Regions from separate parts of the Homo sapiens genome. Here regions 1 and 2 are each linked to region 3. Evidence: read pairs that join two places in POLR2A ChIA-PET (ENCODE). Cell type or tissue: GM12878. All regions are shown on one strand. Links, peaks and the distances in the headings refer to the core of each region. The heading gives the core; the rest is flanking DNA. Region 1 has its middle 26 kb from the start of TET2. Region 2 overlaps TET2-AS1 (TET2 antisense RNA 1). Region 3 overlaps TET2 (tet methylcytosine dioxygenase 2).

Region 1 (8,297 bases), core at 1,607-6,606, 96 kb before region 3:
GGTGAGAATGGACCAGGAAAACTTCTTAGTAATAAGCAGAAAGAATTTGGTGCTAAGAAAGAAGTTAAGTACACAGATTGCATTCTGTTTTTATTTACCAAGCAGTCCTGAACATTTGTAATGCACAAAGCTGTATACAGGCACAGTATAGAAACAAGTTGCACCATCTTTGCTCTCAAGTAGCTTATACTTCACATGACAAAAAGATATGCATGCACAAATATATAGCAAACGAGGAAATGCATATAAAATATCGTCCTATCAAAGCATGATTTTGAATAAGCTTTAAATCCTAAAAGATTCATTCCAGCAAGTATTAATAGTATTTTGGTTCTCATTAGTTCTACCAATAACTTGGGTCTTGAACTTTCAACACTTCATTAACTGAAAGAAGAGGCTGGGGTAATCACTGTTGCAATAGCATGACTGCTATTTTTTTTTCTCTTGCAGCCACCAACTGATAGCTACAAAACTGCACTTCCTAGAGACATGTTGAGAGAGGTTCAAGGCTCAACAGAACTTACCCTTTTGCTGTCAGAGGTACAATTAGATGTTTGATGTAGCTCCCAGGTTAATTACAAAGTGAGCATTACATTAGATTAATAAATGCTGAGGTTGATGCCCTTGCAATGAGGGAAGACAGTACCGAATAATTCAGCTCACATTTTCTGGTCGGCACTTATCAATGTTAGTTATTTGGCAGGTCAGCCTGACCTGGGTTATGTCACAAAAAGCCACATGGGGCAGCTGTGGAAGCAAATCAGTGATCCTAGCTCAAGGGTTGTACAAAGCATTTTGTGCACATTTAACAAGTTCAAGTACCATTCAATACTTGATGGTACTTGAACCATCCAATACATGCTGGTTTTTCCCTGGGATTAAAAGTAAATATGTTTTTCCACTTTTTAATTGGCCAAATATTTTATTGAAACATTTAATTGAAAGTAATCTCCAAAAGTATTTCCAAGTTCCAGGAATTTGAACAGTATGCTGATAGAATAAAGGAGGCTATTACTGTAAAACTTCTTTCAGTATATATAACCTATATCCACAGTACATCAGAAAGCAACTCTGCTTGAGCATATAAAAAGTGATGTCTAAGTAGGAAAAAATTTGGCACTAGGCCAGGTGTGGTGGCTCACACCTGTAATTCCAGCACGTTGGGAGGCAGAGGCGGGTGGATCACTTGAAGTCAGGAGTTCGAGACCAGCCTGGCCAACATGGTGAAACCTCGTCTCTACGAAGATAACCCAAAAATTAACCAGGTGTGGTAGTGAGAACCTGTAATTCCAGCTACTCAGGAGGCTGAGACATGAGAATCGCTTGAACCTGGGAGGCAGAGTTTGCATTAAGCCGAGATCATGCCACTACACTCCAGCCTAGGCGACAGAGCAAGACTGTCTTTAAAATTTTTTTTTAATTGGCACTTTATTTTATTATAACAATAGAAATGACAGTACAAAAGTTCATCTTTTCTAAATAGAACAATGACTAGCATATTGTAAGGTCTTGATAAATATTCCTTGAATAAATCTTTGGCTAGCCTGAGAAAGTAGAATTCATTTGGCATTTATACCTAATATTAATTTCCTGATGATTTACACAAATATTTTAGGGTCAAGTTTTGAAACCCCAATAACCTAATTCCTTACTATTCCACAGTGTGGTCCACAGACAAGCACCAATATCACCTGGGAGCTTGTGAGATCTGCAAAATCTCAGGCCTAATTAATCAGACCTGCTGAATCAGAATTTGCACATTAAAGTTTGATAAAATCTCTTTCAAAACTGGTGAAATAAGGCCGGGCACAGTGGCTCATGCCTGTAATCCCAGCACTTTGGGAAGCCGAGGTGGGTGGATCACTTGAGATCAGGAGTTCGAGACCAGCCTGACCAACATGGTGAAACCCTGCCTCTACTAAATACAAAAAATTAGCCGGGTGTGGTGGCGGGTGCCTGTACTCCCAGCTACTCGGGAGGCTGAGGCAGGAGAATTGCTTGAACCTGGGAGGCAGAGGTTGCAGTGAGCCAAGATCGCTCCATTGCACTCCAGCCTGGGCAACAAGAGCAAAACTCTGTCTCAAAAATAAATAAATAAATAATAAAACAGGCGAAATAGTCCTAAAGTTAAGATCAAAGCCCTCTTTAAATAGAGAAACACAAGGGAAGTAGATCTTAAAATATGGTAATGGAACCAGAAAGGATGTTTGGAAAGTGCAAAATATTACTTGCATATGTGATGTGGCAGATACATACTGTCAAATGTTCATACCCAAGTAATTATTGTGACTTTGAGTGAGTTCCTCAACCTCTCTTGCAGTTATTTGTAAAAGAAAAAAGGCAAGTTCGAAAACTTCTAGTTCTAATGTGACTTTCCTCTTGTCTTCAAGTGCTTTGGGTCTTATTTCCCACAAATTAACAGAAGCATCCCTTTCACCCTACGTCATACCAGTTTGGCCACTGTGTGTGCCTCTTGTCCTAATTTTTACCTAGCCCTCACCCTACACTACTCTGCCACACACCTGAGACATATGCTATAGGCATTCTGGATATACTTTTAGCCCATTAAATGTGAAAACAGCATTTATTCTGGAAAGCTCTCTTCATTTCAGATAAATCAGAAAGACATTTACTCATATATATTATACGTATATCACCTGATTAATTGGGCAAAATAAAATGAATAACCCTTTTAATATCCCCTTTTCAACACATATTCCCTTCTGTTATACTTCTTACTATCGTTGGGGAAACAGGAGAGATGTCTTCTTTTTTCTCTGCTCTGTAAAAATTTTTAAAGAAATCTTTCATAAAGATCTCTTTTGTATTTTTTAGTTTGATATATTTGTTCTACTAACTTAATAAGGTATTTTAATGGAGATTCCATAGAAAAATAATTGCTAGCAGAGTTTTAAAGACAGTTTAAGTACTTATATCCCTAGAGTAGAGGAATATTGTATGACATGATTTAAGAAAACCATTGCTAATGAACATAGTCATCAGCAGATTTTGACTTAAGGGGCACTGAAAAATCCTCTAATCTTATCTTCTCTTCCAAAATATACTATCTGCTGGGACCTTCTATTTGCATAGTATGAAGACAAAGAACTACTAAGCCATATGGCTTCAAGATAATCCTGATGTGGTAACTTAAAAGATGTCATCAAAGTCTTGCCACACCTCTCATCAGGAGGTGAAATCTATTTCCACTCCCCTTGAATCTAGACTGGCCCTGTCACAGACTTTGACAAATAGATTGTGGCAAAAGTGATTATGGAACTTCTAAGAGTAGGCCTTCAGAGATCTATATGCTTTCTCCCTCTTGGAATGCTCTCTATTGGAAGTGAGCAACCATGCAAGAAATAACAACTACCCTGAGTCCACCATGCAGGGAGGAAGCCTGAGCTAACCTCATGGAGAGAGAGAGTGTGTGAAGGAGTACAGAAGGGCCATACCTGTGAGTAAAACTTTCTCGGAACTTCCATTTCAGCTCCACCACCAGATAAGCACAACTGAGCGAATGACACCAACCAGTGCCAAGAGAAGCAGGACTACCCAACTACACTTTGCCTAAATTCCTGATTCACAGAATTATAAGCAAATAAAATGATTGTTTAAAGCACTAAGTTTTGGGTTCATTTGTTATGCGGCAATAAAGAATCAAAACACCTGGAACCCAGTTCCCTTCTCTTTTATTACCCACATGGTCTCTCTCCTGTAGTGTCGCTGTTTTTCCTGACTAGCTTTCTCATCCTGCTGTTACACCCTTACTAGGAATTTCTCTCAGCAATATCCAGTTAAAATTCCGGAAGGGAATAGGCTGGTTGGCTTTGCTCATTGTCTCACTTTTCTTGGGCAGAACCTTTTGTACCAATCCATTTCATCAGCATTTTTATGGGTGAATCTTAGTTGACCAGGTACCGACTCTCGTCAAATTACTGTCTGACTCTACACAAGAAATATACAAAGAGCCTGGTGCTGCTTTCCTGAGCAGGACAGTTCATAGGGACATTGAGCATGGTTGGCATCTAACCTGGTTATTCTGAAGATTTCATGATTAAATCCTCAGTCCTATGAATTAACCAATTGTCCAGTGTTAAAATACAGACACCCCCTGCACACATGAAACTGCTCATCAATTGTTTAAACTTTAACATATGTAAAAGGTGTCCAGTAGGAGCTAGCTGAATCTGAGCATTAATGCTGGAAAAGGAGGAGGAGGCCTGAGATCTTTGGCTGCTTGGTAGAGTAAAGGTGGTAGAAAGAAGTCAACAAGAACTTAAAGGAAAGATCAAAGGACAGTGAAAGAACATTTTTCCTAGTTTTGCCTAGAGCAGGCTTTTGATTAAAGGTAGAGTGCTGACTCTCTAAAGATAGATATCTAAAAGGATTCTTCTAGATACATGAGAGCACAGGAAAGATTGTGCAAGGGCATAAATATGAGCATACTATAGTGATTAAGACCATGTGACATTAAAGGAAGAGGAAGATGGAAAAAAAGGTACATGAAGAATATAAACAAGAGGTTGGTGCCTAGAAAAAGAGGAAGATAGTAGAAAGTTTGGGAAGTATAGAAAGTATAAGATCCTTTAGGAGTTGTTCTTTATATACTACTATTTGCTAAACTTCAATGTTTAAAATTCAGCATTTGTAGAGCAAGCGTAGGTATACAGCTATTATTAAATTCTAATATGTAATGGTCTGTATACTTCCAGAAGCTTTCAGAGTTTTGAATTGATATTCCATTATAAATTTTTTAGGAATTCACCATTTGTAATGCACATGTCTAGTGATAATTCTTTCCCTCAGCCCCACCCCCCAGATCTTTATATGTCTGGTAATTTCTCATCATTCAGGCTTTCGTTGAAACGGAAATGCCTCAGAAAGCCTTTTGCTTTCTTAACCATCCTTGGCAAGAAGAATTCCATGATGGACCCTCCAGGTTCCTAGCCTTGATATACACACATCTCTCAGTTATTCAGTAAAACACACTAATGTAGCTATTGCTGTAAAGGAAGTATGGAGATGAAATCAAGGTCCCAAATCTATTGACCTTTAAATAAAGAGATTAACCGGGTGGAACTGACCAAGTCATATGAGCCCTTTAAAATAAATTTTCTCAACCACAGTGAGATACGACCTCATAGCTGTTACAACGGCTATATCAAAGAGACAAGAGAGGCTGGGCATGGTGGCTCACGCCTATAATCCCTGCACTTTGGGAGGCAGAGGAGGGTGGGTTACTTGAGGTCAGGTGTTTGAGACCAGCCTGGCCAACAGGCTGAAAGCCCGTCTCTACTAAAAATACAAAAATTAACCTGGCATGGTGGAGGGCATCTGTAATCCCAGCAACTCAGCTGAGGCAGAATAATTGCTTAAACCCAAGAGATGGATGTTGCAGTGAGCCAAAACCACACCACAGCCCTTCAGCCTGGGCAACAGAGTGAGACTCCATCTTAAAAAAAAAAAAAACAAGAGATAACAAGTTCAGCTAATTTAATGTATAGCATGCCAATTATAATTAATAACAATGTAACATACACTTGGAAATTGCTAAAAGAGTCGATTTCAATGTCCTCACCCCAAACAAATAATATGTGAGGTAGTAGATATGTTAATTAGCTTGATTTTGTCATTTCACAATGTGTACATATATCAAAATATATTGTACACCATAAATATATACAATTTTTATTTATTCATTTAAAAATAAGTAAAAATAAAAATGGGGCTTATACTTTAAGAAATTGATTTTGGCCAGGCACAGTGGCTCACGCCTGTAATCCCAGCACTTTGGGAGGCCGAGGTGGGTGGATCACCTGAGGTCTGGAGTTCGAGACCAGCTTAGCCAACATGGTGAAACCCCATCTCTGATGAAAATATAAAAAATGAGCTGGGTGTGGTGGAAGGCTCCTATAATCCCAGCTACCTGAGAGGCTGAGGCAGGAGAATCACTTGAAGCGGGGTGGTGGAGGTTGCAGTGAGTCGAGATCGCATCATTGCACGCCAGCCTGGGCAACAGGAGCAAAACTCTGCTCAAAAAAAGAAAAAAGAAAAAAGAAAAAAAAAAACTTGATTTTATCTGGCTGTTTGAAGAAGTCAGAGATGTGAAGTTTGTGACGGTTATCACATGCCATTGCTGACAAAGATGGAGGAATTCAAGGAATGTGGCAGGCTACTGGAGCCCAGGGTAGCCCTTGGCTAACAGCCAGCAAGGAGCAAGGATCTCAGTCCTACAACTACAAGGAACTGGATTCTGCCAGTAACAGCAATGAGCTTGGAAGCAGAGTTTTTATTTCAGCCTTGTGAGACCCTGAGCAGAGAACCCAGCAATACCATGCCAGACTTCTGATCTACAAAGCAGTATATAATAAATGAGTGTTTTTTAAATGGCTGAGTTCATGATAATTTGTTACATAGCAACAGAAAACTAATTTACCATCCTAATCTAAAATAAGACCCCATAATCACACTCCAGTCATTATTATACATTAGTTTGTTTTTCTTTCTTCAAAAATATATATAATAATTTATGTATTATATATAAAACATAAAATTAATATTTATTTGCTTGCTTGCTTGCTAAATATCTCTTCCCTAATATTATATTAGACAATAAGCTTAGTGAGGGAACGTAAAAGGTACCCAATCAATATTTACTTAAAAAAAGATAAATGCCTACATTTAAACAAATATTTTTCAAAAAAAGGTTAATCAAATCTCAGAGATACCATCCCCCCCAAAAAATTTTTTAAATATGTCTTCTAGGCCAGGCGCAGTGGCTCACACCTGTAATCCCAGCACTTGGGGAGGCTGAGGTGGAAGGACTGCCTGAGTCCAGGAGTTCAAGACCAACCTAGGCAACATGTTGAGACTCCATCTCATAAAATAAATTTGTTTTTTAAAGTGTCTTCTGGCCGGGCGCGGTGGCTTACGCCTGTAATCCCAGCACTTTGGGAGGCCGAGGCGGGCGGATCACGAGGTCAGGAGATCGAGACCATCCTGGCTAACAAGGTGAAACCCCGTCTCTACTAAAAATACAAAAAATTAGCCGGGCGTAGTGGCGGGCGCCTGTAGTCCCAGCTACTTGGGAGGCTGAGGCAGGAGAACGGCGTGAACCCGGGAGGCGGAGCTTGCAGTGAGCCGAGATCGCGCCACTGCACTCCAGCCTGGGCGACAGAGCGAGACTCCGTCTCAAAAAAAAAAAAAAAAAAAAAAAAAAAAAGAAAAAAATAAAGTGTCTTCTACTTGTCAGGCCTGCTATAGTTGTCCCTTAAAGACCTACATATACTTCCATAATATATGAATTTCAATTTATACTCGGAGCTTAGCAAAATGGAGCACACATAAAAGTTAAAAGTTACAATTGGAAAGGACTCAGCTGATTATGTATTCCACCCTCAATGCTGTTTAAAAATATATATATATATATGAGTCTTCATGTAATATGGAATGTCCTGACAAGTTTCCTAACAAATTATTTCACAGACCAACAACAGAAATCACCAAGAAAAATGTCCACTTACTTAGGGTAAATCTGTCTAGGTTTAGTGTTCTTTATTAACATCTCTGTTGTTCTCTCCTGGGTTACTCACCCTCCTTCTCCAACCTTTTCTGTGCTCCAGAAGCTGGCCTGTAATTAACTATATCAACAGACTCCCACATCCTCTACTTTCTAGTAGATTTAGTCTAGTCCTGTCCAGGAGAAATTGTGTGATATGGTATGATATTATGTGATATGGTATGATATTATGTGATATGGTATGATATTATGTGATATGGTATGATATTATGTGATATGGTATGATATTATGTGATATGGAATGATATATGTATAAATAGTTTTTTAATTTTAATAATTTTCTAAAAATTTAAATTTTCTAATAGTTATGATTTAAATTAAAAAGCAGGTAAAAATAATATGTGTATATCAATATATTACATATATTGATATATACATATTTAATATGTGTTAATGTTTAATAATAATGTATATCAAATATATATGTCCATACTATTGATACCATTTTTATTTAACATAAAATTATTAAGGTGATATTTTACATTCTTTTTTCATACTAAGTCTTCAACATTTGGGATGTATTTTACACCTAAAACCACATTTCGGTAGACACCTGTGACCAGGCTATCGTATCAGGCAGTGCAGTGTAGCCCAGAAGAAGCCCTGTCAATGGATCACAGAGAGGGCCAAGAATAAATGTGGGATATTTCTTCCCCTGATTCCTTTGCTGTGGCATCACCTCAGACTGGCACTGTCCTCCATCCTAACATCATAA
Region 2 (8,297 bases), core at 1,325-6,324, 74 kb after region 3:
ACTGTGGCGATTCCTGAAGGATCTAGAACCAGAAATACCATTTGACCCAGCAATCCCATTACTAGTCATAAGGAATATAATCATTCCACTATAAAGACATATGCACACGTATGTTTATTGCAGCACTATTTACAATAGCAAAGACTTGGAATCAACCCAAATGCCCATCAGTGATAGACTGGATAAAGAAAATGTGGCACATATCCACCATGTAATACTATGCAGCCATGAAAAAGGATGAGTTCATGTCCTTTGTAGGGACATGGATGAAGCTGGAAACCATCATTCTCAGCAAACTAACACAGGAACAGAAAACCAAACACCACCTGCTCTCACTCATAAGTGAGAGCTGAACAATGAGAACACATGGACACAGGGAGGGGAACATCACACACTGGGGCCAGTCAGGGGGCGGGGTGAGGAAGAGCATTGAGACAAATGCCTAATGCATGTGGGGCTTAATATCTAGGTGACGGGTTGATGCGTGTGGCAGACCACTGTGGCACATGGGTACCTATGTGGCAAACCTGCATGTTCTGCACATGTATCACAGAAATTAAAGTAAAATAAAAATTTAAAAAAGAAAAAACTGTTCTTGACTTAATCTGTTTTATCTGATGTAAGTATAGCTACTCCTGCTTTCAGTTTCATTTTGCACAGAATAACTTTCTATCCCTTTGCTTTTTATCTATATGTCTTTATAGGTGAATTTTTTGTAAGAAGCATATAGTTGGATCATGGTTTTTAAAAAATCCATTCAGCCATTCTACAACATTTAAGTGGACAATTTAATCTATTTATATTAAAGATTATTATTGATATGGGAAGTATTGTTCCTATCATATTGCTAATTATTTTCTGGTTGTTTTGTATATTTTTCATTCCTGTCTTTTTCTCTTATTGTTATTGTGATCCTGGTGGATTTCTGTAGTGGTACCATTTGAGTCCTTTCTCTTCCTCCTTTGTGTGATTTCTTTACCAGTAGGTTTTACACTTTCATGTGTTTATATGATGGTAAATGTCCTTTTGCTCTTAGGTTTAGGACTCCCTTAAGCATTTTTTGTAGAACTATTCTAGTGGTAAAATATTCCTCAGCATTTGCCTGTCTGGAAAAACTTTATAAAAGATATTTTGCTAGGTATAGTATTGTCTGGCAGGTTGTTTTTTTTTTTCTTTCAGCACTTTGAATATATCGTCCCATTCTCTTCTGGCCTGAAAGGTTTTTATTGAGAAATTCACTGTTACTCTGATGGGATTTCTTTTATAAGTGACTAGGCACTTTTCCCTTGCTGCTTTTAGAACTTGCTGTTTATCTTTGACTTTAGTCTGGCTGTAATGTATTGTAGAGACCTTTTTGCCTTGTTCAGTCCAGGGATTACTGAGCCTCCTGTATCTGAATATCTAAATCTCTTGCTAGATCCAGCAGGTTTTCATATATTATCTTGTTAAATAAAGATAATATATGAAACAATAAACACAAACTATAAATATGTTTTCTAATATTTTGTTCCTTTTCCCTTGGGGATACCAATAATTTAAATATTTGACCACTTTTTTCCAAAATGTAACTAAGGCTTTGCTCATTCTTTCCTATTTTTTCTTCATTATTGTCTGGCTAGATTGTTTCAAAAGACCTGTCTTCAAGTCTTAGAATTTTCTTCTTCTGACTAGTCTAGTCTATTGTTGAAGCTTTCAAATGTATTTTCTATTTCCTTTAATGAATTCTTCTAGAATTTTTTTTTTTTTTTTGAGGGTGAGTGGGGATGCAGAGACAGTCTTGCTCTGTCACCCAAGCTGGAGTGTAGTGGCATGATATTGGCTCACTGAAACCCTGCCTCTCAGGTTCAAGAGATTCTCCTGCCTCAGCCTCCCAAACAGCTGGCACCACAGGTATACGCCACCATGCCCGGCTAATTTTTGTAGTTTTTGTAGAGACAGGGTTTCACCATTTGGCCAAGCTGGTCTTGAACTCCTGGCCTCAAGTGATCCATCCGTCTCAGCCTTCCAAAGTGCTGGATTACAGGCATGAGCCACTGCACCCTGCCACTTCTAGAATTTCTATTGGGTTCTTTTTTCAAATATCTTTTTGAAAAGTTGTTCATATTCTGAATTGTTTTTCTAATTTCCTTGTATTATTTGTCAGAATGCTCTCATATCTCACTGATCTGCTTTAAAATCAATATTTTGAATTCTTTATCTGGAATTTCAAATATTTCCTTTAGATGAAGATCTTTTGCTGGAGAATTACTGTGTTCTTCTGGGGATGTTGTATTTTCTTGCTTTGTGTCTGTGTCCTTGCATTAATATCTGTGCATCTGGTTTAATAGTCACTTCTTCCTATTTTTAAATTTACTTTCATATGGGAGAATTTTTCCTGAAGATGTATCTATGATGTTGGTTGAGTAAGGCACTTCAACTTTGATTCTGGGTACATGCAGTAGGTAGTCTCCATATGATTTCTTTAGCTGTAAACAGTGTTATTGGTTTCTGCGATTTCCGCAATTGGTTAGGGTGTAGTTATTAGTGGAGGATACAGTGAAGTTGTACTGGGGACTAAGATGCCAGGTAGGCCAGTCTTAAGGCCCCAGTGGTGACAGTGGTGGGCTGAGCATGCCTATCTTTGCGCTTCAAGATGATGTACCCGAGAACCTATGTTGGTTGTTACTGGTGGCCTGATTCTTGGGCCTCAAGGTGGCTTGCTCAGATGCCAGTAGTGGCAGGGGTAGAGGGGTTCTCAGGCTCCTAGATAGCTGCTGTGGCATGGGCAATAGCAGTAGCCATGGCAAGATGATTTCTCTGGGTCCTAATCTGTGTGCATTGATATTGGCAGTAGCTGTGATGGGCTGGGCGGGCCTGTCTCCAGGTCCACAGTTGGTGCTTGCAGGTATATACCAGCTGAGGAGGTACAGGCTGTGAGTTAAGGCCCAACCTCAGGCCTGTAGGAGTGCTGAGTTACATGAGGTGGTGGATTGGTTGGGCAATCCCCACATCCCCAGGCTATGTGCTCTATCTTGGATGGGGGGAGGGCAAAATGAGCTGGGCAGGCTTGTGCTCCGGTTCCCTAATGGTGACAGCAGCAACCAGCCATGATGGGCATGGGTGGACAATCCCCAGGCCTCAGGTGGAGTGTTCTGCTTGGTAAAGAGACAGTAGCAGCTGCACTGAGGACTTGCCTGGGTGGTCATAGTCTGGGCCAATGGGTGAGAAACATGCAACCCCCACTCATACCCCAGTCTTAGTGGGGCTGGCCCCTCCAGCAGTGAAAGCCTATGCCTAGCTTACACCTTCTTGGTCGTAAGAGCAAGTCCCAAAGGCAACTCACACCCTGTTCATATCCTAATCTCCATCCTGGGGTTGCCCACTTCCTGGCAGCAGCAGCTGCAGTGCACACCTTGCTCACTTCCTACGCCAGGTGAGAAGGCACTCCCAGCTCACTCCCAAGTTGCATCAGCAACAGCCCGAGTTTCTGTAATGCCTCAGTCCTGGCACCACTGGGTCCTAAGGATAGTGTGTAGTCTGCTACAGGCTAGATTTGGAAATGGTTCCTTTTCATAACTGCTTAGGTCTCAGAAAAGGTATGGGGCTCACTGCAAGATCCCTTCTTGGAGCAGTTTCATTCCGTGACATCCCTGCAGCTCCCTGTTAGTTTCAGGGGTTGGGAGGGTCAAGGTGTTCTCCAACAGCCCAGATTCCACAGTTTTACAGTAGGGATGTGGAAGTCTCTCACTCACCCTTTCCCCGAGTTGGTAAGTCACTCCAGCTCCCAGTTGATCTGGGCCAGGCAGGCTTCTAATCAATTCTTAATTCACACAAAAATGAGAATTCTATTTAGTGAAATAGTAGTTATATAAAGTTACTTGACCTCCTATCTCACTTCCCCAAAAAGAATGAATTCTGATAATTCATGAAATTAAGGACTTATAGGCATATTCACTGAGCACTTGCTTTTATTACTTGCAAAAAAAATAGTAATGTCAATAGAAATTTGAGTGTTGTTGCTTGAAAACTGACTTGCCTGTGGTGCTCTCACATCCTTCTCTCATTGGGAGGCTCTTTATTTTGGTTTTAAGGAATGAAATGAAGCACAGAAAACAGTACACAGTTGATGCTCCACATATGTGGATTCAATCAACCATTGGGAATATTCGGGAAAAAAAATGAATGGTTGCATCTGTGCAGAATATGTAAAGACTTTTTTGTTATTTCCTAAATGATACTTTATAACAACTATATACATGGCATTCCTCTTATATTAGGTATTAGAAGTAGTCTAGAGACGATCTAAAGTATATGGGAGGGTGTGCGTAGGTTATATACAAATACTAAGCCATTTTATATGAAGGACTTGAACATCCCTGTATTTTTGGTATCTTTGGGGGATCAAGGAACCTCACGGATACACAAGGGACAACTGTAGCAGAAGTTACCTGGCTTTGGATTCAGACTTGAAGTTTTTTCAGTTGTGTACATTGAGCCTCATTTGAAAAAAAAATCTGTATAATATGCACCCATCATAGGGTTATGGTGAAGATTAAATACGAATGTAAAGCTTTAAGTGTGAAGTAGCAATAAATGTTTTTTTCTATTAATACAAAATTTTTTTTCATCTCTCTTCCTCCCCTTTCTTCACATTAGGAGGTTTCTTCTACTGAGCACATCATAGAGCTCTGCTGGCTGAGCCCTATAGCCCTTTCTCCCTTCTTCCCATAAGCAAGATCTCCGATTCCTCCTCTGACAAAACAGGTTTACATAGCAGCAAAAGAACACTTGATCATGAAGCATAACTAGGACTCCCAAATTAGAGAGAAGATAGTCACAAAGCAAGGAAATAATTCCCTGTCTATAATCTCATAATGCCTTAAATTGCTCTTAGATGAGGTTACTGTCCCCCAGTGACTGTGGAAACTCTAGTAGTTGGAGAGACATCACAAGTTTCTAACTTACCAAATACATATCAAACACTAATAAAAAGCCCAAACAATTTAAGAGCTAGCAGCAGAAAAAAAAAATCAAAGAGAAAAAAGTGAGGAAATGACAATATTTGTATTTTCATTTCATAAATTTAATGTTTATAATATCTGTGCCTGAAACAGATATATTATTTATTTATATTGTTTATTTATATAAACAGAATAAAGTATTTTTAAGGCAGAGTATGTTAAAAGGGACAGGACTAGAAGACAGGATATGCTTTTTTCCCCTACTGAACTGGGAAAGTGAAAGATCTAAACCAAGAGTTAAATGTTGGTCAAATCTATTAAATCGGCAAATAAAGCATTTTTAAATTAAAAAAAAAAATAAAGGTAAAAGGAGAATTTGGCTGAATTTGGCAGAAGAGACCTGGCTAAAACTCCTGTCAATTAAGTTTCAATTTCCTCATGAGGCAAATAAACACAGTCCTTCCTGACTTTCTCCTGAGACCCACATCTATAATACAGAGGCTAGGAGGCCAGGTCCATGCCTCTTTCCTCCTAGGCTCCGAGTTCCTGAGTTAGCCTGTTGTGATGAAAGAACAAGACCTAAAGGAGTCTGCAAACACACAGTTTATGACAGCAAAGAGGCCCTGGCAAACTGTTCTATCACGTGGTGCACATGGATAGAAGACAGCTGTCTCTAAGTTAATACCAGCCTCACTTTTCCCCATTCTTCACCTAAATGCATATTCAATTAAAAATTTCTTAAAAGAGTCTCACGTGACAGAGACAAATAGAGTGGTGATTAATAAAGCATAAGCATGGTTGACTGAGGGACCTGGGTCCAGACAGGGTTTCATCAACTACAAACTTGTTATTTATTAGCAAATTAGTAAACTTCTCTATGAGTTTGTCAGTAAAATGAGGATTATAACACCTACACCTCAGGAAACTTGAGAGAATTAAGTGAGATCACTCGTGTATGTCAGTCCTTGGTATAGTTTCTGTCATTATGTGTTCCAAAAATGATAGTTATTGGAGTTTAATTTTCTATAAATCTGAGTTTCACTTGGCATTGATTAATTTCAAAGTAAAATGTTTTTATAAAGTTTGAAAATGTAACAAAGTTCAACTATACCCATTCAATAATATGGATGAATCTAATAAATATTTAGCAAAAGAAGCCATACACAAGAGTACATAGTGTATTATTTAGTGCGTATGAAGTTCAAAATAGACAAAGCAAATCCATGTATTTTGAAAATCAGGGTAGCTACACTTTAGAGAAGATGGGGGTTGGTAGTGGGTAGTGACCGGCAGAGGGCTTGAGACAGAGGAATTTCTGATTTTAAAGTGCTGATAATATTCTTTTTCTGTATCTGGAAGCTGGTTACATGAGTGTATGCACTTGATGAAGGCTCACTGACCTTTATACTTATGATTGGTACTCTTTTCTGATATAGGTTAGACTTCATTATAAAGTTCACTAAATAAAGTTTTAAAAAGATAACAAAGTCATCACTTTTCCTACTATGGACAACTAGCTCCTCCCATTCATTCATGTTACAAATACTTATTAACTGCCTACTCTGTATGTTCCAGGCACAATTCTAGATGCATGAGGCACATCAGCAAATAAGAATCCTCCATTTGGACTGTTGTGGGGTGGGGGGAGGGGGGAGGGTTAGCATTAGGAGATATACCTAATGCTAAATGACAAGTTAATGGGTGCAGCACACCAGCATGGCACATGTATACATATATAACTAACCTGCACATTGTGCACATATACCCTAAAACTTAAAGTATAATAATAATTTTTAAAAAAACTAGAAAAAAAAATACAGCCTCCCCCCTCCAAAAAAAAAAAAAAAAAAAAAAAAGAATCCTCCATTTTCAGGAAGGGAAAAAAGAGGAAGAAAAAACCTGGCTAAAACTCCTGTTAATTAAGTTTCAATTTCCTCATGAGGCAAATGAAGATGATAAATATCCTGTCTACTTTTCAGAGTATACTTATGTATTCTAAAACCTATCAGAAAAAGAAAAATCTTCTCCCCCAAGATCTCATAAACAACACACATTGATCTTGTGAGTAGTACCCTCAATGATTTCCTCATTGAGAGAATGAGGAAATGAGATTGAGAGAAAAGTATTTTTCTCACTGAGGCTCAGGCCTGTAGCCTCAGCTACTGGGGAGGCTGAGGAAGGAGGATTGCTTGAGTCCAGTTGTGGGCTGTAGTGCACTAGGCTGATCAGGTATTTGCACTAATTTGGCATCAATATGGTGACCTCTCATGAGCAGGGGACAATCAGGTTGCCTAAGGAGTGGTAAACTAGCCCAGGCCAGAACTGTAGCAGTTCAAAACTCCTGTGCTGATTAGCAGGGGGATGGAGTCCATGGGTAATCACTGTACTCCAGCTGGGGCAACAGAGAAAGACCCTACCCTGTCTTTTCTTTTTTTTTTTTAAGATATTTTTCTCAACTCTAAATATAGCCCTCCAAGCCTTCTTTACTTTGCCTTCTAGTGGGAGTTTCTAGTTACTGTTAGTTTCAAAATCCAGAAATTTGGAATAGTACCTAAGAGCAATTTCAGTGGAGAGATCATTCAGAAATATCAATTTCCATCAGTATCCCCCAAACTACTCATAAACTCCCCCAAAATGTCATAAAACCTCCAGCATGGCATCCAGGAGCAGAAAAAGAAAGTCATAAAATCTGAGTTTAGGAGTACTGTCAACAAAATTGCAGACTAGGAAGCTCCAAGTCTTCACTTCCCCATGGAAACACTTTTAAAAAAAGAAAAAAAAAAAAAAACAGAAAAAAAAAGAAGAAACTGCTGGCTAAATTAACCCTACAGAAGCTCTGGAAAAATAATCACAGGTCTATAGCAATCAAGCAAATGCAAAAATCAAGAAAAAGCTGTATTCAAAATGATAAAAAAAAAATCATGCGCTGTTTTTATTTACCTTTGCCCTACCACCTCTCTGGCAAGGCAGTCTTGGTCTGGAAGAGGAAGCTTCCCAGTTTCCAGTTCCTTCCCATAAACTAGAGGGGCAGAGAAGACCTTATTTGCAAAGTTCTAACCTGTCTGGGGGCTACCTGAAGGTCTAGTCTGTTTTGCCTAACTTACATCTCAAATAAACAGAAGCAGTGGGTGCCGCTTATGAAAGCTACAGAGAGACTAAGACCAGCAGATGCCTGGAGCAAAAGGTTATGGGTAGAGACCTACAATAGGCCATGTAAGGTCCTAAGAAGCTAAAGGTGAGACTTTGGAAATGTAAAATATTCAAGAACCACCTTGTATATGGGGAAAATTGAGAAAGTCACACAAAGGCTCAGAATAGACCCATATGCAGAAAAGACTGGAGAAGAATTTGTTTTCC
Region 3 (8,297 bases), core at 1,093-6,092:
AAATCATTTATGCATACTAAATCAAATTTGAGAGTCCCAAAATTTTCAAATTGTGTATGGCTGGTCTATATTTTCTAGGACTGTCCTTTCTGGTTTAAATGAAATTAAAAATTGAATTAATGATATTAGTCTCTTTTAATTTTCTATTTTTTTCATGATTAAAAAATATTAATTTCCAGCCAGGTGCGGTAGCTCACGCCTGTAATCCCAGCACTTTGGGAGGCTGAGGCGGGTGGATCACCTGAAGTCAGGAGTTCAAAACCAGCCTGGCCAACATGGTGAAACCCTGTCTCTACTAAAAATACAAAAACTAGCCAGGCATGGTGGCACGTGCCTGTAGTCCCAGATACTTGGATGGCTGAGGCAGGAGAATCACTTGAACCCAGGAGGCGGAGGTTGCAGTGAGCTGAGATTGTGCCACTGCACTCTAGCCTGGTCGACAGAGTGAGAATCTGTCTCAGAGGAAAAAAAAAAATTAATTTTCCCCATTCCCCCACCCACCCACCAAAAGACTCCATTGGAGTTTTATTTTACAAATGCATCTGCTCATCTACTTCTTTTTAAGTGCATAAACTAGTTTTACAAGCTTGAGTTTAAATCTTAACTCCTCAATTCTTTTTCTGACATAGAAATATACAGGTGCATTATGAAATAGCTAATAGTGACTATTTTCTAGGGCTGTAACTCAATATTTATAAGCATAATGATATAACCTGCTGAAGTTTGACACGTCAGTATAGTTCTTTTGTTATTCTAAGTCATAAAGGCAGAATTTGGAAAAATTCACAGCTTTTCAAATATGCAGAAGAGGAAAAATTGAGAGGAAGCATACTAAAATTTCTTTAGCCAATTTTAATCAAATTGAGTTTGAAACTTACAGGATTATGCTTCAAAGCTTGTAATGATCGTCAAAAGTAGCCTTATTCAAAATGACACACTAATTTCTACCACATCTGTATTCTTCTCATTGTAAGATGTTACATATACCTATGCTTGACCAAATGGACTTCCTGCTATTTTAAGATATTTTTCTGTGTTTTAAGTCTTTCTACAAATTTTCTCAAGCATTTCCCTTTACCTAGGATGTTCTTCTTTCACTGCAAGTGAAGACATTCTAAAAATTCCTAAAGCACACTACCAAAAGCCCTTCATTTGGATGACCCACCTTCCTATGAGTCTCCATAGTTGCATGTCTGATGGCATTTATTTTAACTCTATGATCTGCTTCTAAATTAGATAAAAGCTCTCAGAGAGAACTATGACCAATTGTCATTCTGTTTCCCATGGCACCTAGTACAGTACTCTGCTCACAGGCTCAATAAGTAATGAGTTGAGCTACGTTTTTTTAAGGCAGAGTCTCCCTCTGTCGCCCAGGGTGGAGTACAGTGGTGCAATCTCTGCTCACTGCAACCTCTGCTGCTGGGTTCAAGTGATTCTCCTGTCTCAGACTCCCGAGTAGCTGGGACTATACCACCATGCCACCATGCCTGGCTAACTTTTAGTAGAAACAAGGTTTCACCATGTTGGCCAGGCTGGTCTCCAACTCCTGGCCTCAAGTGATCCACCTGCCTTGGCCTCATAAAGTGCTAGGACAAAAGTTTGCCATTGTCATGTTACGATATATATTGGTTTTTGTCCATGGTTTCTGGTTCATAGCTCCAATATCCCTTTTTACAGTCTTTTGTTAGAATGTGGGGTGTGTTGGACCTCGGGGCAGGCCTTAGAAAACAGAATCTCTCCTGCCTTCCTTTCACTTGTCCCCCGAGGGAGATTTTTTTTTTTTTTTTTTTTTTTGAGACAAGACTTCCCTGTGTCACCCAGGCTGGAGTGCAGTGGTGTGATCATAGCTCACCGCAGCCTCAGCCTCCTAGGTTCAAGCAATCCTCCCATCTCAGCCTCCCAAGTACCTGGGACTACAGGCACATGCCACCACACCTGGCATTTTTTTTTTTTTTTTTTTTTTTGTAGAGAGGTTTCGCCATGTTGCCCAGTCTGGCCTCCAGCTCCTGGGCTCAAGTGATCCACCCACCTTGGCTCAAACCACCACACCCAACCCTGAGGGAGATTCTAATCTTCCCCACCCTTCTGATTTTGAGTCTTAAAACCCCAGAGAAGGTCCCACCCTTTGCACTGGGGAAAGGAATGCTGATGATCATGAAGCCTCCATAAAAACTCAGGAGGATTGAGTCTGGGGAGCTTCTGGATAGCTGAACCAGTGGAGGTTCCTGGAAGGTGGCTCATCCAGGGAGGACTTAGAAGCTCCGTGCACTTTCCTTATACTTCACCCTAAGCATCTCTTCATCTGTATCCTTTGATAAACCAGCAAATATAAGTAAGTGTTTCTTGAGTTATGTGAGCTGCTTGACCAAACGTATTGAACCCAAAGAGGGTGTTGTGGGAACCCCAACTCGAAGCTGGTTGGTCAGAAGTTCTGGAGGCCTGGATTTGTGACTTGTGTCTGTGGCAGGAGCATCTTGGGAACTGAGCGTTTAATCTACGGGGTCTGACACTGTCTCCGGGAATTAAATTGGAGGACACCCAGCTAGTGTCTGCTGCTTGTTATTGGGGAGAAACCCTCACACATTTGGTCACAAGAGAGAAGTTTTCTGTTTTGAATATTGTTGTGATGTGAGAGCAGAGGAAAAATGCATTTTGGAGAGGTTTTTTCCTACACAGCCATAGGCAGTGATAAGAATATGATGCTTTTTTCCAGAAAATGCTACATGAGACCTTTTTATAAAATCTAATTTTCTTCAACTGAGTAGCATTTAAACTAAAAAGAATAGGTTATTTCAGTGTCTCTCTGTAATAACATCTTACAATCACTTGTCAGACCATGAAATAATGTTCTAGAAAATCAGTGAAAGAGCTTTTTAAACTTTGTGACATTTGACTTATATTTATTACCAAAAAGCCTGAATTATTATTCAGCACATTATAATTTTATTTAAAATTTAAATTAGAGATGAAATACTTGTAAATGTTTATAAGATTGGTAGCTGTGTGGGCTTCCAGAGTTAGAAATGCCTCTGAGAAAAGATTTAGAGTTTTGAAAGTATTTTGAAAAAAGAAACAGAAAGGAATACAACATTTTTCCCAGCACTGCTTCAATAATGCAGTCTTCAGCATCATCTCAAAGCAATAACTGCAGTACAGATGAGATCAGCCAGTTTTTTTTTCCCCCTTATCTGCAGTGATTTTACCATCTCTTCATGCTACATCTTACCACAAAGAGAACATTGAAACATGGGAAAGAGTTTGCTTTGATTTCAACCAGAATGCCAACTCATTTCTGGGGTTCTAAACCATAACCTTTTTTAGCAGAGCAGTGTAGAATTTTTATACGATACCATAAATGGTCGGCCTGAGTAACATTTTAACTGTAAGTCAATACCTTTGAAGAGACATGTCTGACAACTCAGAGTTCTATTTTCTCCATGTGTGACTAAAGTACCTTTTCTATTAAGAGATCAACCACCATTTCCTTCTACTCTTTGTTCTCCCCTTAAATAAAGTTAATTCAGCTTCAAAATATTTTATGATCTTGATTACTAACTGTGGGTCTTTAGAAGACAATGTAAAACATTTCCATGCTGTGAATATTAGAGCTAGTATACTTGGAGTTTGGCTAGTATTTCTGGGGGAGGTAGAAGAGGAGACATAGAGTACAAATGAGTATTTTTAAAGCCACGCTGACTAAAACAAAAGGAATGTTTTATACATGTTTATTTCATAGTACTTCTTTGAAACAGGTCGGGGGGAGGAGAGTTAAAATATTGCTTTGAATTTTAATCAAAGTTCTTTCATGGAATTGTTGGTGCTTCTGGTAATAACAGTTCTATAATCTTTGTGAGTTAATCTGAAATGCTCTTTTTCTTCATCGTAATTCAGTGCTTGTCTTAACTGGTGGACTTATTTTATGGTATTATGTTTATAAGATGGCAACTAAAATCAGATTTTTTATACTCCTAAAAGATGGATACGATAGAGGGGAAAGGGGGTAAGCTACAACTTTTAGGTTGTTGGTGATATTTGAAGTGTTTATTGCTTCTGATTTACATTTATATATTATATTCAAATATAAACTTTAAAAGTAATGATTTGCCACAGGTTAAAGCAGAACATTTATATGATATTTCCTAGATGTTTTCCTCTACAATCCTGTTTTTGTTCTATGAAAAATGCCATAAACTTGGATCATTCACTAATTAATTTGAAGCTGTTTTCAAACAAAAAGCTAATTCATCTTTTAGCGGATTTAGTTATAATCGTGATAACAGATGTATAGCTAAGTCTGTTGGACAAACTGTTGGTCACATCAATCTTAAATGCATCATACAGCGTGATGTGAATTTATGATATTTCCTAGGTAATGTTAAGGTTATATGGAAATTTCTTTGCAGGTAGTTAAGTCTTATTTTGAATTCAAATGTTATTTTCAATACATACGTGGAAGTGTATTTTTTGTTTGTCCTAAATGTTTAGATTTTTTGAGTTTACAATTTTTTTGTGTGTTCTTTCTTTGTTCTTGCCCCTCCCTGCATTCTCTATGAAGATACATGTCAGCACTATGCAACACTAAAATAACAATCAACCAAATTATATCCTATGAACAGACCTTTCTCTTCATTTCAAAGGCATAACTTGGATGGTCTGTTTAGCTCATGGTGAAAAAAAAAAGTTATGATTTTGTATTTGGGCAAAGTACAGGTGAAGAGCGTGAATCATTAGAACAGCAATATAACTGGAAGAAGATAGTTTAGTTTTTACAAGTTAAATTTGAAGCTAAAGCAAAACTTGCATAGGTATGTGTCCTTTGCTCTTGAAAATGAACTCAGAACTCTACATCTGAGTGGTTTTATGAATTTATACTCTCCTAGTCCACAGGTTCTCATCAGTGCCTCAAGATCTATGCACAGATTAAAATTACATAAGATATCATATACTACATCTGAATTAGGGTTTTCCAAAGTATGCTATTCCATGGAAATACTGTTTATTCAGGGTGCTCCATAAACAATGATCCTGTGTTTCATTATGTCCAGGAAATGCCACACAGCACCTTTCCAGACATCCTATCATCATATTAAAGACTTTGAGGCCATGCATTAAAGAAAGTTTTAAATTAGAAAAAAAATAAGTTTTCTTGCTTGAGCACAGAACTTTATTTTTTCTCAGGCTGGTTCTCCTTTTTTAAAATTACACGTTAATATCCCAAAGAACCAGTCCCATAGATAGATATCACATATGATAAGAATCTGTTTCAATGGTGTTGGTGTACATGTGTGTTCAGGTACCTACACATTAGGACACATCTCTAGTTTATTAATACTGCACTTATAAAGAGACATGGTAGAGACATCAAGAAGACATCATTTTAGGGTGGACACCATTGCCTAGGACCTGCTTCTTAATGTCAAAAATTCAGAAACCCAATTTTATCTCTCCCGCAGAGTTGACTCGAGTGAAGGAAATTGAGTTGTTTTAATTAAACTCACATGAGATTGATGTTTAAACAAAATTGTAAGTTTATCAATTAATAATCAAGAATTCTGATTTTTAATTTTCAAAATATTATTTATGTCCACTGTCCAGGGTACTTGCTTTAAGGGCACCCAGTGATTCTTGAAGATGAAGAGTCTTAGGAATATTTATTTTCTAGACCTCAATGAAGAAAGCTTTTTAATCATCCTGCCCCATAGAAGAATTTATGTTCCTAGTGATGTGATCATATTGGCCAATCCAGTGTTTCTTTTCCAAGGACAGTACTGATAAGGAGCACCAAATCTACCTCTTTGTCCTGAACAGATCATCTCCATCTATTCATAGTTTGGCTCAGAAGTTGGACAAGGCTGCATTTTATATCTACTTCTTCCTCATGTCGGCTATGCCATGCCGTTTCGTTCTTTTAGCTTGTTTACTTATGTGTAAAATGAGGTAAAAATTACACCCTTCAAACCGAAAGTGGTCTTCGTGATGAGTTATTTAATTGAAGCCCCAGTAGATATTTATCATTGCCAGTTTTAGAGAATCATAGCATTTTAGAACACAAGATGACCTTAGATGTAATCATGTTCATTCCCCTCGTATTATAAATTTTTAAAAATTGAGATGTGGGGTGGTTGTGACTTGCTCACAAACCCACATTTAGAACCAAAACTCAGCATTCTTGTTCTGACTGTGTCTATGTCCTGTAGGTATATGTCTTGTCTTCTCAGTTAAATAATTAAAGATTCTTAAAGATAGAGACCATATTTTATGCAACTTCTGGATCCCATAAATTATGTTTCCAGAAGAACCTTTTGTAATGAAAAAATATATATAATGTCTATATTATATATATAGTCTATTACTATTTTGATAATCTAAAACATGCTATATAATTTTAGGCGATCTTAACCTATTTATCAGAGCTTTTCAGATCAAAGAAAATTAGAGTAATCTTCATCATGTATGGGAACATTGATGTATTTTTCTGATGAACACATGGTTATATGATACTCTTTTAAAGCATCTGTATTACTCTTTCTTCTGATAGACTGGTTATTTTGTTTATGTTATGAAATAATGTTGGCAGCTTTTCATTAGAACTGATACATATTGAAATTTCTTAAATTGATAGCTCATGGATGTGCAGTTGGTTTAATGGCATCTCCATTATTAATCTTTAAGAAGATCTTCATCTTACTCTCAAAAATAACCGTAATATCCTACAAATTAACTAAAACATGATCATTGCTAGTTGTTCCAAAATAGGAAGAATAAAAATGACCAGATTGTTATGGTAACCAGTTGATTAAGACTAGATCAATAGGAAAACGAATTTATTCAAGTCTGTACAAAACTTCTCCAAAACATAGATGGCATGCCTTTTGAGGCAATGGTAGGGAACAAAATATTTTTGAGAAGGAGCAGATTTTAGGGATACAGTACAGTACATAATTGCCAAAATGCTTGTGTTACAAGGATTCCTGGTACAGAGTTTTTAAATAAAATGCTAGGTATGTCATGTTTGTTTCACATTAATATTGTAGAGTCCCCTGGGGATGTGACAATTTAGTTGACCAACTCTAATATAGTTAATTTCTACCTTTTGATAGCTTTGTGGGGTTTTGTTTGTTTGTTTTTTGTTTTGCCATTCTTGATTTTAGGGCTGAAGATATGAGACAATGTATCAAACAGTAAAGAATTATGCATTGATTAAGATCATCTTGGTGAATTAGATGTTTATTATATAACTCGACTTTAAGACTTTGTTCAGATCTCACTATCTTAATGAGATTTACCCTCATTATATAGTATTTAATAGGGCAACCACTCCCCGATACTCTTGATTCCTCGTTAGCTGCCCTATTATTTCTTTGTTTTTCCCTTAGCACTCAACATTTTCTTACCACACCACATAATTTACTTTCTTATTGTGTTTATTGTTTTTCTCCTCATTAGAATATCAGGTCCAAGAAGACAGGAGTATTTATCTCTTTTGTTCAGTGGTGTGTTACTGGTGACTACTAGAGTGCCTGACACATAGAATATGTTCAATAAATATTCGTTGCATGAAAGAATGAATACCTTGACAGATTATTTTTATAACTCTACCAGTGTCATTATATAACTACACTGAATGATTATGAGCCCTCCTAGAAATTACATAAAGTTCTTATATATTATTAGAACCCATTTGTTGGCCTTATGTAATGGTTCTATTGGAAAAATCATACCTCCGTATATAAAAATGAAAGTATTTTTTTTCTACAATTGCCCCTCATATATACTATTATAGTCTCCTTCACCCCATTCAGCCATTAATGTCTTCTTGACCAGGTAACATAATTTTTACAGCACCTTTTGGTTATTAGAACAATTTTATTTGTCTTTCAAACTCAGTCCTATTCATTTTAAAACTCCCAACTCAAGCCTGAGTCAGTGTTCTTCTCCCAGCACAAACTTAAACACTGGCTCCAACCCTTGGAGTTGAAAGTAGGGGAGCCTCACTCCTGATACCTCCCCTCCCCCTCTACCGTGAGCACCAGTGCCTAGGAGATTGGGCAGGACTGAGGAAGGATGAAAAGGAGCTCAGGGCTCCTTAAGCACCTGAACAAGACTGGAGGACTTTGGATGTTGCTATTTTTCTGCCTGGCATTGACTGGCTATTGGACGCCCTCTGTGAGGCAGGCATCCGAATACTGGCTTTCTTGACATATATGGAGCGTTCTTTAGAGAGGCCTACAAGGGCTCTCACTGCACAGTACCCTGATAGGAGAGATCTGTCCTTATTTCTTCTATCACCATAGCTA

What was found. ChIA-PET counts read pairs that join two places held together with the same protein. Peaks named below come from ENCODE experiments on the same cell type or tissue, not always from the same donor. Only the 100,000 strongest peaks of a DNase experiment are listed, where the experiment ranks them.
Region 1: POLR2A ChIA-PET joins it to region 3 with 5 read pairs; 2 of 35 experiments call an interaction of 5 or more read pairs at or near these places.
Region 2: POLR2A ChIA-PET joins it to region 3 with 5 read pairs; 2 of 35 experiments call an interaction of 5 or more read pairs at or near these places.

What each region holds. Positions count from the first base shown.
Region 1 is chr4:105,116,379-105,124,675 of GRCh38, forward strand. No RefSeq gene overlaps it. Among named protein-coding and RNA genes, the nearest start is that of TET2, 26 kb to the right of the region's middle. In GM12878, for the core only: no CTCF peak of the experiment used is centred there; no DNase peak of the experiment used is centred there.
Region 2 is chr4:105,286,585-105,294,881 of GRCh38, forward strand. The region is part of intron 2 of TET2-AS1 (TET2 antisense RNA 1); the gene reads right to left. It also overlaps the pseudogene RN7SL89P. Among named protein-coding and RNA genes, the nearest start is that of TET2-AS1, 62 kb to the right of the region's middle. In GM12878, for the core only: no CTCF peak of the experiment used is centred there; no DNase peak of the experiment used is centred there.
Region 3 is chr4:105,212,531-105,220,827 of GRCh38, forward strand. The region is part of intron 2 of TET2 (tet methylcytosine dioxygenase 2); the gene reads left to right. All of the region lies in intron 2 of TET2-AS1 (TET2 antisense RNA 1), which reads right to left. Among named protein-coding and RNA genes, the nearest start is that of TET2, 70 kb to the left of the region's middle. In GM12878, for the core only: no CTCF peak of the experiment used is centred there; a DNase peak (open chromatin) is centred at 3,251; H3K27ac peaks cover 2,838 bases.